Linked DNA regions of Homo sapiens: region 2 is linked to region 1. A link is a loop called in an ENCODE intact Hi-C map of the cell type or tissue named here. Cell type or tissue: PC-3. All regions are shown on one strand. Region 1 overlaps SNX29 (sorting nexin 29). Region 2 overlaps SNX29 (sorting nexin 29).

What was found. A loop is a pair of places that touch in the nucleus more often than their neighbours do. Peaks named below come from ENCODE experiments on the same cell type or tissue, not always from the same donor. Only the 100,000 strongest peaks of a DNase experiment are listed, where the experiment ranks them.
Region 2: a loop joins it to region 1, with 12 times the contacts of the local background. A loop is called at or near these places in 11 of 110 quality-filtered maps.

What each region holds. Positions count from the first base shown.
Region 1 is chr16:12,337,989-12,342,988 of GRCh38, forward strand. All of the region lies in intron 15 of SNX29 (sorting nexin 29), which reads left to right. Among named protein-coding and RNA genes, the nearest start is that of SNX29-AS2, 32 kb to the right of the region's middle. RefSeq lists an enhancer at 3,334-4,533. In PC-3, CTCF peaks have their summits at 2,603 (motif pointing right) and 3,631 (motif pointing left); DNase peaks (open chromatin) are centred at 3,673 and 4,193; H3K4me3 peaks cover 416 bases; H3K27ac peaks cover 3,073 bases.
Region 2 is chr16:12,227,586-12,232,585 of GRCh38, forward strand. The region is part of intron 14 of SNX29 (sorting nexin 29); the gene reads left to right. Among named protein-coding and RNA genes, the nearest start is that of SNX29-AS2, 140 kb to the right of the region's middle. In PC-3, CTCF peaks have their summits at 1,333 and 1,339; DNase peaks (open chromatin) are centred at 1,336, 2,416 and 4,296; H3K4me3 peaks cover 1,585 bases; H3K27ac peaks cover 3,487 bases.

The DNA of each region.
Region 1 (5,000 bases):
TCCAGGTTCTCTTCACAGCGACTGCCAGAGGAGCCGAGGAAGCACCTGCATTTGGAGCTATTCAGTGCATCCTGGAACCGGTGTTTGGCTTATTTTCTTAGCATAAGTAGATTTCTACCTAATGGGTCATCAGTGTTTTCTGGGGCTGAGTCATTAGGGAGGTGGGAGGCGGATCAATTGTTTAGACCAGACATCGCCTCTGCAGTTTGCCGAAACCACGGCTTTTGTTTTCTTTGAAAAGGAAAATGTTGGAGTCCAGTAGACTTTCTTAAGCAGTGTGGAGGCAACTCATGAGCCGTGGGGTTGGGCGAGGAAGGGAAGTACACTCTGTTCAGAACCCTGGGGATGTTCAGAACCCTGGGGGTAAATAAGGAAGCTCATCGGGGATCAGACCAGCAGAGGGACTGCCTTCCTTGGCTGCCTTCCCCCCGGGAGGTATTCCCGGGAACAAGGAAGCTCATCCCCTCTTAGGTTCTCACCGTGCATCAGGCGTTGTGCACAGGTTCCCACAAGGGGTGTCACGTTCTCCTCACAGCTTCAGGAAATCTGTATCATTAAAGTTTCCACTTGTAGATGAGAAAACTGAGTCTCAGAAAGGCTGTGTAATTTGTGTGAGGTCACACAGCAGCATTCACACCAGGTCTCCCAGAACACACAGCCCATACTATATCCCCATAGGCAAATCAGAAATGGCTAGCTTGATAAGGGACATCATCCTTGACCTGTTGCCTTCCTGGGTGGCAGGGGCCTGGGAGATGAGACTCTATGGAATCTCTCCCTGCAGACCCCTACCCCATCCCCACCCCCAGACCCACCTTCCATGTGGGAGGCGCTTGTGGAATATTTATTGATTGAAAGAGGTTGAAAGAAACATGTTTAACAACATATGGCCCAAAATCATAACAGTGTTTCCAGATGGAGGATTCATGATGCTGCCCTGCAGCTTAGAGTCCCCCAGATTAGGAGTGTCACATGGAGGGAGAGGTTAAACTTGTTCCACCTGTGGCCGTCATGGGCTGTCCTAGGACTACACACAGACAACTTTGAATTCAGTGGAAAGAGACCTGCGCCATCATGACTGTTTCATAATAAGTGGCAGCCGGGCATGGTGGCTCACACCTGTAATTCCAGCATTTTGGGAGGCTGAGGCAGGTGGATCACCTGAGGTCAGGAGTTCAAGACCAGCCTGGCCAACATGGTGAAACCCCGTCTCTACTAAAAATATAAAAACAATTAGCCAGGCGTGGTGGCGCATGCCTGTAATCCCAGCTACTTGTGTGGCTGAGGCAGAAGAATCTCTTGAACCTGGGAGGCAGAGGTTGTGGTAACCTGAGATCGTGCCATTGCACTCCAGCCTGGGCGACAGAGTGAGATTCTGTCTCAAAAAAAAAAAAAAAAAAAAAAAAGATTATGGGTAGTGAGTTTCTTGTGAGTGGAGGTGTTGAAGCAGAAACTGGGCAGTTACTTGGTGGCTCTGTGAGTCAGGACTCTAATCCAAATGACAGAAAACTCAAACTGGGCTTAACAAGAAATGAAGCTTTTTGAGTGATGAAAACTGGACATCCAAGGATTGGTGTAACCTTTGGCAGGGTTGCATCCAGAGGTCAGATGAGCAAATGTGGATGTTCTCTTCCTGCTGTTGCTCTCTGCTTTCTTTTTTGTGGTCTTCATTCTTAGGAAGGCTTTCTCTATATGTGATGGATCCTAGCAGCTCCAAGCTTATGTCCTATGAGCTTAGCAATTCTTGTCATGAAGAGAGGGTTTCTCTCCCAGTAGCTCTAACAAGATTCTTGGAATTGACTCTTATTGGCCTGACTTGAGTCTTCTGCCATCCCTGAACCAGTCACTGTGGCTAAAGGATGAAATACACTCATTGGCAGGGCCAGGGCACGTGGCCAACAGTCAGTGGGGGCGTTTGGTCAGCTTCCCCAGATCACTAGGAAGAGAGGTGGTTTCTTAAGAAAAAGCAGGATTCCATTAGCCAAAAAAGAGGGGAATTCATCTTGGGCAGAGAGAAAAAGAGAGATGTTCACCATGAGGGTCACTGAAAAAGGGTCTTTTAGCATCAAATGAGGAATTGGAGACGATCACTTTTTAGATTTAAATCCAAGACATAATGATCAGGTTTAGTTTCTTAGCCAAAAATTGTTTTCTTTTTCATCTTTGTTTTCATCATCGTCATCTTCTCCATCCTCCTCCCCTTCTTCTCCTTCCCTGGAGAAACTAACTAGAATGGAATGCAGCTGTAGAAATCCTGGTTAATTTCTCAGATGCAGAATCTGGTCTCTGCAAAGGAAGGAGAATTTCTATTGAAGCCCAACCTTTTGTTTGAAGTCCTATTCTCTGTAACGGGGCATAAAGACAATGTTCCTCAGTCAGTAAGCATTCCTAACCTTGAGCTCTAGGATGTAAGCTCAGAGGAGGAAGGAGCTTTTATCTGTTTGTTCCCTGTTGTATCCCCAGTGTCTAGACAGTGCTTGGCATGTAATAGTAAGGATGGATGGATGTGGGAGACAGAATGGGAAGAGCATGGTTTTGCATTGAACAGATTTGTGTTTGGAGTTCTGGAAACGTTGGTCTGTGAGTCATCTGGAGCAGAGTGACCACTTGGGGGCAGTGTGAGGTTATTATCAGTAACTTGCACCTGGTGGCCAGGTAGACAAGAGGCTAGAACTGCGAGAACAGTCGGGAGGGACCAGAAGGGACGATCTCCCCTGTCTCTCTTTCACAACCCCGGCAGCAAACATCTCTAAGAGTCTGATTAGGTCACCCGGAGCATGTGGTATCTTGGGCATTGAAGCATCTTTGTGGGTTCTTGAAGGTCTGAGATCCTCCAGTGGAGAGTGTTCCTCAGTGTCCCGCTTTATAGCCTTTTACGTGGAGTCTTTGCCTTCCATCCACTAAAGGGGCCCCTATCCTTTGTCTGTCACCACTGGCATCTTTCCTCTATTTACTTCACCATGAGGTTATGAGAACTCATCCTACAGTCTCTTCTAAGCCCCTATTTCCTTACCTGTAGAATGGGCATAATGCCTTGAAGAGACGTGATGATTACAGTGAAGGAATATTGATAAAGGACCAAGAAGAGTGTCTGGCCTGTGGAACGCATCCAACCTATGGTTACTATTATTATTGGAGCCCAAGGAGAGATTTGAATTGTATTTGGGGCTTTCACAGACAAACTCATTAGAAAGTACTGCCTGGGCCCATATAGCAGACAGAATACAAGTCTTGTGATGGATAGACCTGGGTTCAAATTCTGACTTCACCACTTGTGATTTGTATGACCTTGAACAAATGATTTAATGTGTCTGAGACCAGTTTCTTCTTGGGTAAAAGGATATCATGATACCTACTTCCTGTGGCTGTTGCAAAGCTGCCTTTAACAAATGTCTTTGGCCTCTGTGCCTTTCCTCAGACTTTCAGGCCCATTGTGAGAGAGCTAGGAAGATACAGGGTTGTCAAGTTGACACATGTCAGAATAGGATTGGTTCTGCCACAGTAACAAATGATCCTCAATCTCGGTCTTTAACAAAATAAAAGCTTATTTCCTGTTCGTATGTGTCCAACATGGGTTGCCCAAGGGCAACAGTGGGACTGTTCTGCTCCACATAATGACTCAGAAATCTAGGTGGACAGAGGCTCCCATCTTGTGGCCACACCATGGCTTTCTCACTTAGTGTTACAGGGAAGGGATGGTGCAGGGTCACACGCCAGCAGTCCTATGCTATGACTCAGAAGAAACATTTGTCACTTCCACCTGGAACTCGTTGGCCCTAAGTCAGAAGCTTGTGCCCTGTTGTGCAGAGGGGGCTGGGAAGCTTGGGGAGCAGGTAGGGTGCATGGTGAGCACCAGTATCTCTGCCACAAGGACCCACTTGTTGTCTTCATGACATTCCCATTGTAGGGATTAGAGCAGCTGTGGGCTAGTGACTCCGTAGCTGCCAGGTCATTTCCAGCACAGTGCTTCGTGCCAGGAAGTAAAGAAATTTAGGCTTGAGACCCCAGCTTCATAGATGCTGCTGAGAACGTGAACTCTTTTACCTCTCCCAGATTCTGGGAGGTAGATGTGGTCTTGTAATGCTGACTGTTGAATAGAAAACAGAAGAAGATCACATTTGATGAGCCACTCTGTTGGGGGTGGCCTAGGCAGGGAAGCATTGTGATACTTTTGCACTTACCTTCACTGCGTATATCATGGGGATATGAGTCACCCAGAGAAAAAGTTTTATTGCCTGTTGCCCTCTGCAAGGGAAGAAAAGTCACAGATGTCTGCTGCATGCCTCCTGAGGGCAAGAGTGTATGCTTGGCATTTTAACATACAAGATCTCGGTCATATCTTCAGTGTCCCATGGAGAGAAGAGATTACAGTCTCCATGTTGCTGATGAAACCATGAGGCTTAGGGGTGTTCAGAGCTGTGTAGAAACAATGGCTGCCCCGTTCATGGGACACAGCCAGTGAAGTGTGGTCCCAGATTCAAGCCCTTAAATTCCATGTTGTTGTTTTAAACTATACCATCTCGTCTTTCCATTGTAATGTCTGTGGGGCTTAAGGAAGTTGTAGGGATGTGCCCAGTTCTGTGTGTCAATCAAAGCTGTAAGAATCAGAATCTTGTGTCTTTTACGAAGCTTGAGTTGTATATTGGCTCATTTAGTCCTCATAACAACGCTATCATGTAAGAGCTCCTATGGCCACCATTTTTCAGATGCAGAAACTGAGGTCCAGAGAGGTTGAATGATTTACCCAAGGTCACCCAGCAAGTTACTGGCAGACTGGGACAGAATCCTGGCCGTCCAGCTCCAAGTTCATCCCCCAGACCAGTACCCCACAGTGCTCGCTCACATTTGAGCACAGTCTTCCCTCTGTCCAGGTGCTGGTGTTCATGAATTACTGCTTGGCACAAATGAATGGCTGCATACCCCTTCCTGGGAGGAGCAAGCCAGCCTTTACCTGAAGGAGGCTCTTGGCAGCTTTACGGGAGTGCTGTTGGGTGTGAGAA
Region 2 (5,000 bases), 110 kb before region 1:
TAGATTCTTGCTATTCAAAATGAGGTCTCTGAGGCCGGGCGCGGTGGCTCATGCCTGTAATCCCAGCACTTTGGCGGGCTGAGACAGGCAGATCACCTGAGATCAGGAGTTCAAGACCATCTTAGCCAACATGGCGAAACCCAGTCTCTACTATAAATACAAAAAGTAGCCAGGCATGGTGGCTCGTGCTTGTAATCCCAGCTACTCGGGAGGCTGAGACAGGAGAATTGCTTAAACCCAGGTGGTGGAGGTTGCAGTGAGCTGAGATCCAGCCAGTGCACTGCAGCCTGGGCAACAGAGCGAGACTCTGTCTTAAAAAAAAAAAAAAAAAAAAAAAAAAAGACCGAAGTGAGGTCTCTGGACCAGCAGTAGTGGACTCGTCACCTGGGAGCATGTTAGAGAGGCAGGATGTTGCTGGGCTGGCCCACGCCTGTAATCTCAGCACTTCCAGAGACTTAGGTAGGAGGATCACTTCAGCCCAGGAGTTCAAGACCAGACTGGGCAACACAGTTGAGACCCTGTCAGGAAAAGAAAAGGAGAATGTCAGACCTTACCGTCTCAGAGTCTGCACTTTAACAAGGCCCCCAGCCGAGCTGTAGACACATTAGTGTTAGAGGCACTGAAATGTTCTCGGTCTCTGTAGAGAGATGGACAGATATTGACACCATACTGCTATTCTCCCTTCCACACCCATGGCAGGCATCATTAATCAAACAGGATACTTTTCCCCAATGATCCCTGTCTAAACTTCCAGCACGTTCTCAGCACAGTGTTATAGATGGCCACTTCCAGTTGGTCCGAGTTGGCACTCGAGGTCAGGTTCAGCTGCTTTACCTTGCCTCCAGCACAGTCCATGACAGCAGCAGCATCCTGCTCTCTCTGCCTCTGCTCTGGTCACTCTTACCCCTTTCTTTACAACACAGAGCTTTCTTTTAAAACTACAAATATGCTCAAGATATTTTCCTGCTTAAAACCCTTCAGTGACTTCCCGTTGCAATTAAAATGAAATCCAGATGCCTTACCATGACTTGCAAAACCCTGCCTGACTTGGCCCTGCCCACCTTTTCAACCCTGTCTGGTGCGCAGCTCCCCAACCTATGCTGTTCTCTGCCTGTATCACCTCATTTCAGTTCCTGGAACAAGCCGTGTTTTTCCCGCCTCAGGGCTGGGCTGACCAAAGTCACCGTCTCTTGAGTTTTCCCACTGTCCACGTGAAAAAGCTAGGGGCACAGAGACTTGATTTGCCTGAGGCCACATGGCGAGTCAAGAGCCAGAGGGACTTCATTGCAAAGCTGGTGATGCGGGGCAGGCTGCCTCCCTGCAGTGACCACACGAGGGAGCCTCCACCGAGTCTTCTGACTCCTGCTGCTCTCCCTAAGTGAGTGTCTAGAATGCGCTTTTCTCCCCCACTCCCAAATGCCTTGCAGGGCTTGCTTGCCCTCATTCCTTCACACAGACCTTGGACTTGCCACCTCCTCAGAGAGCCATTCCCTGGCCTGCCAGGATGTACCTTGCCCCCTTCAGCATTCCAGCTATGTTTTATGGAGCACTTGTGACAATTTGCAGTATGTCTTATTTATTCCTGGTTTGAACTTGTTTTCGGTTTCTCCACTAGTCTGTAAGCTCCCTGGTAGCAGGATTCCTGTTTGTGTTATTGGCCTCCATAACTAAAGCACCAGCATAGTACCTGGCACATAGTAGGTGTTCAGTAAATATGATTTGGATGTGTGCATGAATGAATAATGGAAATGGTCAGGCCAGTCCTAGGATTTTAGGCCTGGTCTGGATCTAAATGAACATCTAACCAATTTCCATGTCGTGTATGCGGCTAAGCGAAGAAAAAGAGTGGTTTCATCTCCCTGATGTCAAATGGCCAGTTGGACCCAGCATGAGTTTTTGCCAATGTAGAGATACTTTTGTGACTTATGTCCAGTGGACCACATCAGATGGCCCCAAATAAACCTTCTTCCTACCATTTTTCATCTTTTACAATTCCCTTTGAAGAATGGTGGGGTTTTTTTTTTTTGACTGTCACATGATGTTTAAAGAAAAATCAAGGAAGATAAGTTCCTGCATTCTTCAAAGATCTACCGTCAAAGGGATTTACCTAACAATTGAAGTAGTGTAGAGGGTTGCTGTTCTTGGGGTAGTGCCTTCAGCCAAGTCAAAAGGGATGAACTGAGCTGACGCTGAGGTTACCTCTGCAGTCCGACCTGTACTGGTCAACTGTGCTTGGACCTAGATCACTCAGGTAGCTCAGCTCTGTCTCATACTGGTCTGGTTGGACTTACGAGATAATTCAGAGGAACTGCTTTCATTCTTTCTAGGACAGGGTTCAGCAAACTTTTTCTATAAAAGGCTGGATAGTAAATATTTTTGGCTTTGTTGTCCAGATGGGTCTCTGTCACAACTGCTCAGCTCTGCTGTTGTAGCAGCCGCAGACATTGTGTAGATGAGTGGGCTTGGCTGTATGCCAATAAAACTTTATTTACAAAACTTGCATCAGCCCGGATTTAGCCTCAGGGCCATAGTTTGTACACGTCTGTTCTAGGAGTGTTTAAACGAAAACAAAGAAAATGTAAAAGACAGCTTTCATTAGTTGTCAAAGTTTGCCTGCAAACTGTCTTGAAAGCTTCTGAAGCTGGTCCTTGGACTCAGGAGCTTGTTCTTAAACTTGAGAAACATCATTGTCTGACTTCCCGTTTGGGCAAAGAGTCAAGCCATGATTTATCAGTTGCAATAAATAGCTTGTATTTTTCCAAATAGACAATCACGTTCTCTTCATTAGCAACCCATCTGCTGGACCTGCAGTAGTACTGAGGAAAGATGCCTTGGTAAACACAGTAGCAGGATTGCAAAGTGCAAACGAACCCTCTTGCTTTGGTGACAGCTTGTTTGTGGAAACTGGACCATTCTGCAAATGAGTTCATCGATCTTGCCTAAATACTGGAAGGGCCTGTTCAACATTAGGGGAAATGCCAATGTATTTTGAGACAGATCAAACAAAGCTGCAAGTGGACAAATTTTAGCATTTGTTTTTTAACGAATGAGCAGATGGTAGGCCTTGAATGCCCCAAATGCTTATCTTTGAGTTAGGTTGGGGGGAAAATAGGGAAACCAAATCCAAAGTGAATACGTTAATACTGTGCCATCACCTAGAAACTATTTGGGCTGCACGTTGGAGTTGCAATTGTGACTCTTAAGAATAAAAATGTTTCTCCCTTGTAATAAGTCGTATGTATGTATGTATGTATGTATGTATATATGTATGTACTTACTGAGATGGAGTCTCTCTCTGTCACCCAGGCTGGAGTGCAGTGCCATGATCTCGGCTCACTGCAACTTACGCCTCTTGGGTTCAAGCGATTCTCCTGCCTCAGCCTCCCGAGTAGCTGGGACTATCTGTAGGCATGTACCACCACACCCGGCTAATTTTAATATTTTTTTATTACAGATGGGATTTCACCATGTTGGCCAGGCTGGTCCCGAACTCCTGACCTAAGGTGATCCTCCCACCTCGGCCTCCCAAAGTGCTGGAATTACAGATGTTAGCCAATGTGCCCTGCCGGTAATAAGTCATTTAAACATTAAACTGTCTGATTAGGAAACAGAGGCACAGGTTGATTAAATAGGATGTAAAGGTCCCTGGATTGGGTTGTAAAACTTAGTCCCTTTCCACCATACCATCCAGCTCACTAGGGAAAATGAGGAAAACAGAACTTCGTTTAAAGTATTTTCCCTCTCTGTAGACACTTTCTTAAAAACATAATTGAACTCCTGCTGTGCATACAATTTTGTTTGTTGCTTTTTACCCCACTTAATCGTCTATCACAAAGCCTTTTCTATCATTATGTTGACTGCATTGCTGTAATTTGTAACAACTGTGTGATATTCCAGCTAGTGGATAGACCAGAGTTTTAGTCAATTTCCAATTGTTGGGCCTTTTTAAAAAAAAAACAAAAAACAAAAAACAAAAACAAAACTTTTACTATACTGTAAAATGCTGCAGGGAATGCCTTTTGTGTACAGAATTTCCCCATGTTTCTAGTTATTTTGGAGGATGTGGTCTCATAGGCAGAATTGTTGAATGAAGTGCTAAGGTTTTTCTGACTTCTGTTTCGGGTTTCCATATTGCTCCCCAGGATTGTGGCCATTTTAAAGTGTCACCAGCAAACAGGCCCTCTTGGCCACTCTCACCAGCATTCATAACTGTTGCCATTGGAACTCCAGTAGGCAAAAACCTAGCTCCTTATATTTGTAATTCATGAGTCACTGTGGAGATGGAATACTTACTTTTTTCTGTGTTTATGAATTGAATTTCTTTTTGGTGAATAATCAGCTCATTTCCTTGGCCTATGTGTTTCAGGGGTTTTTCCTCTGGGTTATGTGAGGACTTGGTATCAATAAAGATGCTGGCCCTTTGTTTTAATGGATTCGTAAGTTCTCATGTCTGGGAATTGTCATGAATTGTCCTGCCCTTCTGGTTGTGTGCCCCAGTTTAGGTTTTTAGCAGTTGTTGTGATTTAGGCACTTGGACAGCCCATATTTTGAGGATGAAACCTTCAAGTCTGTTTGAGGATACTTTAAAGGGCTTATGGCCATTAAGGGGGAAGATGCATTTGTAGGCCATGTTAGTAGATGTGGTTTAAATGCTTGAATTGGCTGGGAAGGTGGCTCACACCTGTAATCTTTGAACTTTGGGAGGCCGAGGTGGGCAAATCACTTGAGTCCAGGAGTTCATGACCAGCCTGACCAACGTGGTGAAACCCCGTCTCTACTAAAAATACAAAAATTAGCTGGACATAGTGGCGTGCGCCTGTAATCCTTCGGAGACTGAGGCACAAGAATCGCTTGAACCCAGGAGGGTGGAGGTTGCAGTGAGCCAAGATCGTGCCACTGCACTCCAGGCTGGGCCACATAGTGAGACTCGGCCAGAAACAAACAAATAAATGCTTGAATCGTGGCTTTTGTTTGCTTTGGTAAACAAAGGAAGAGTTTTC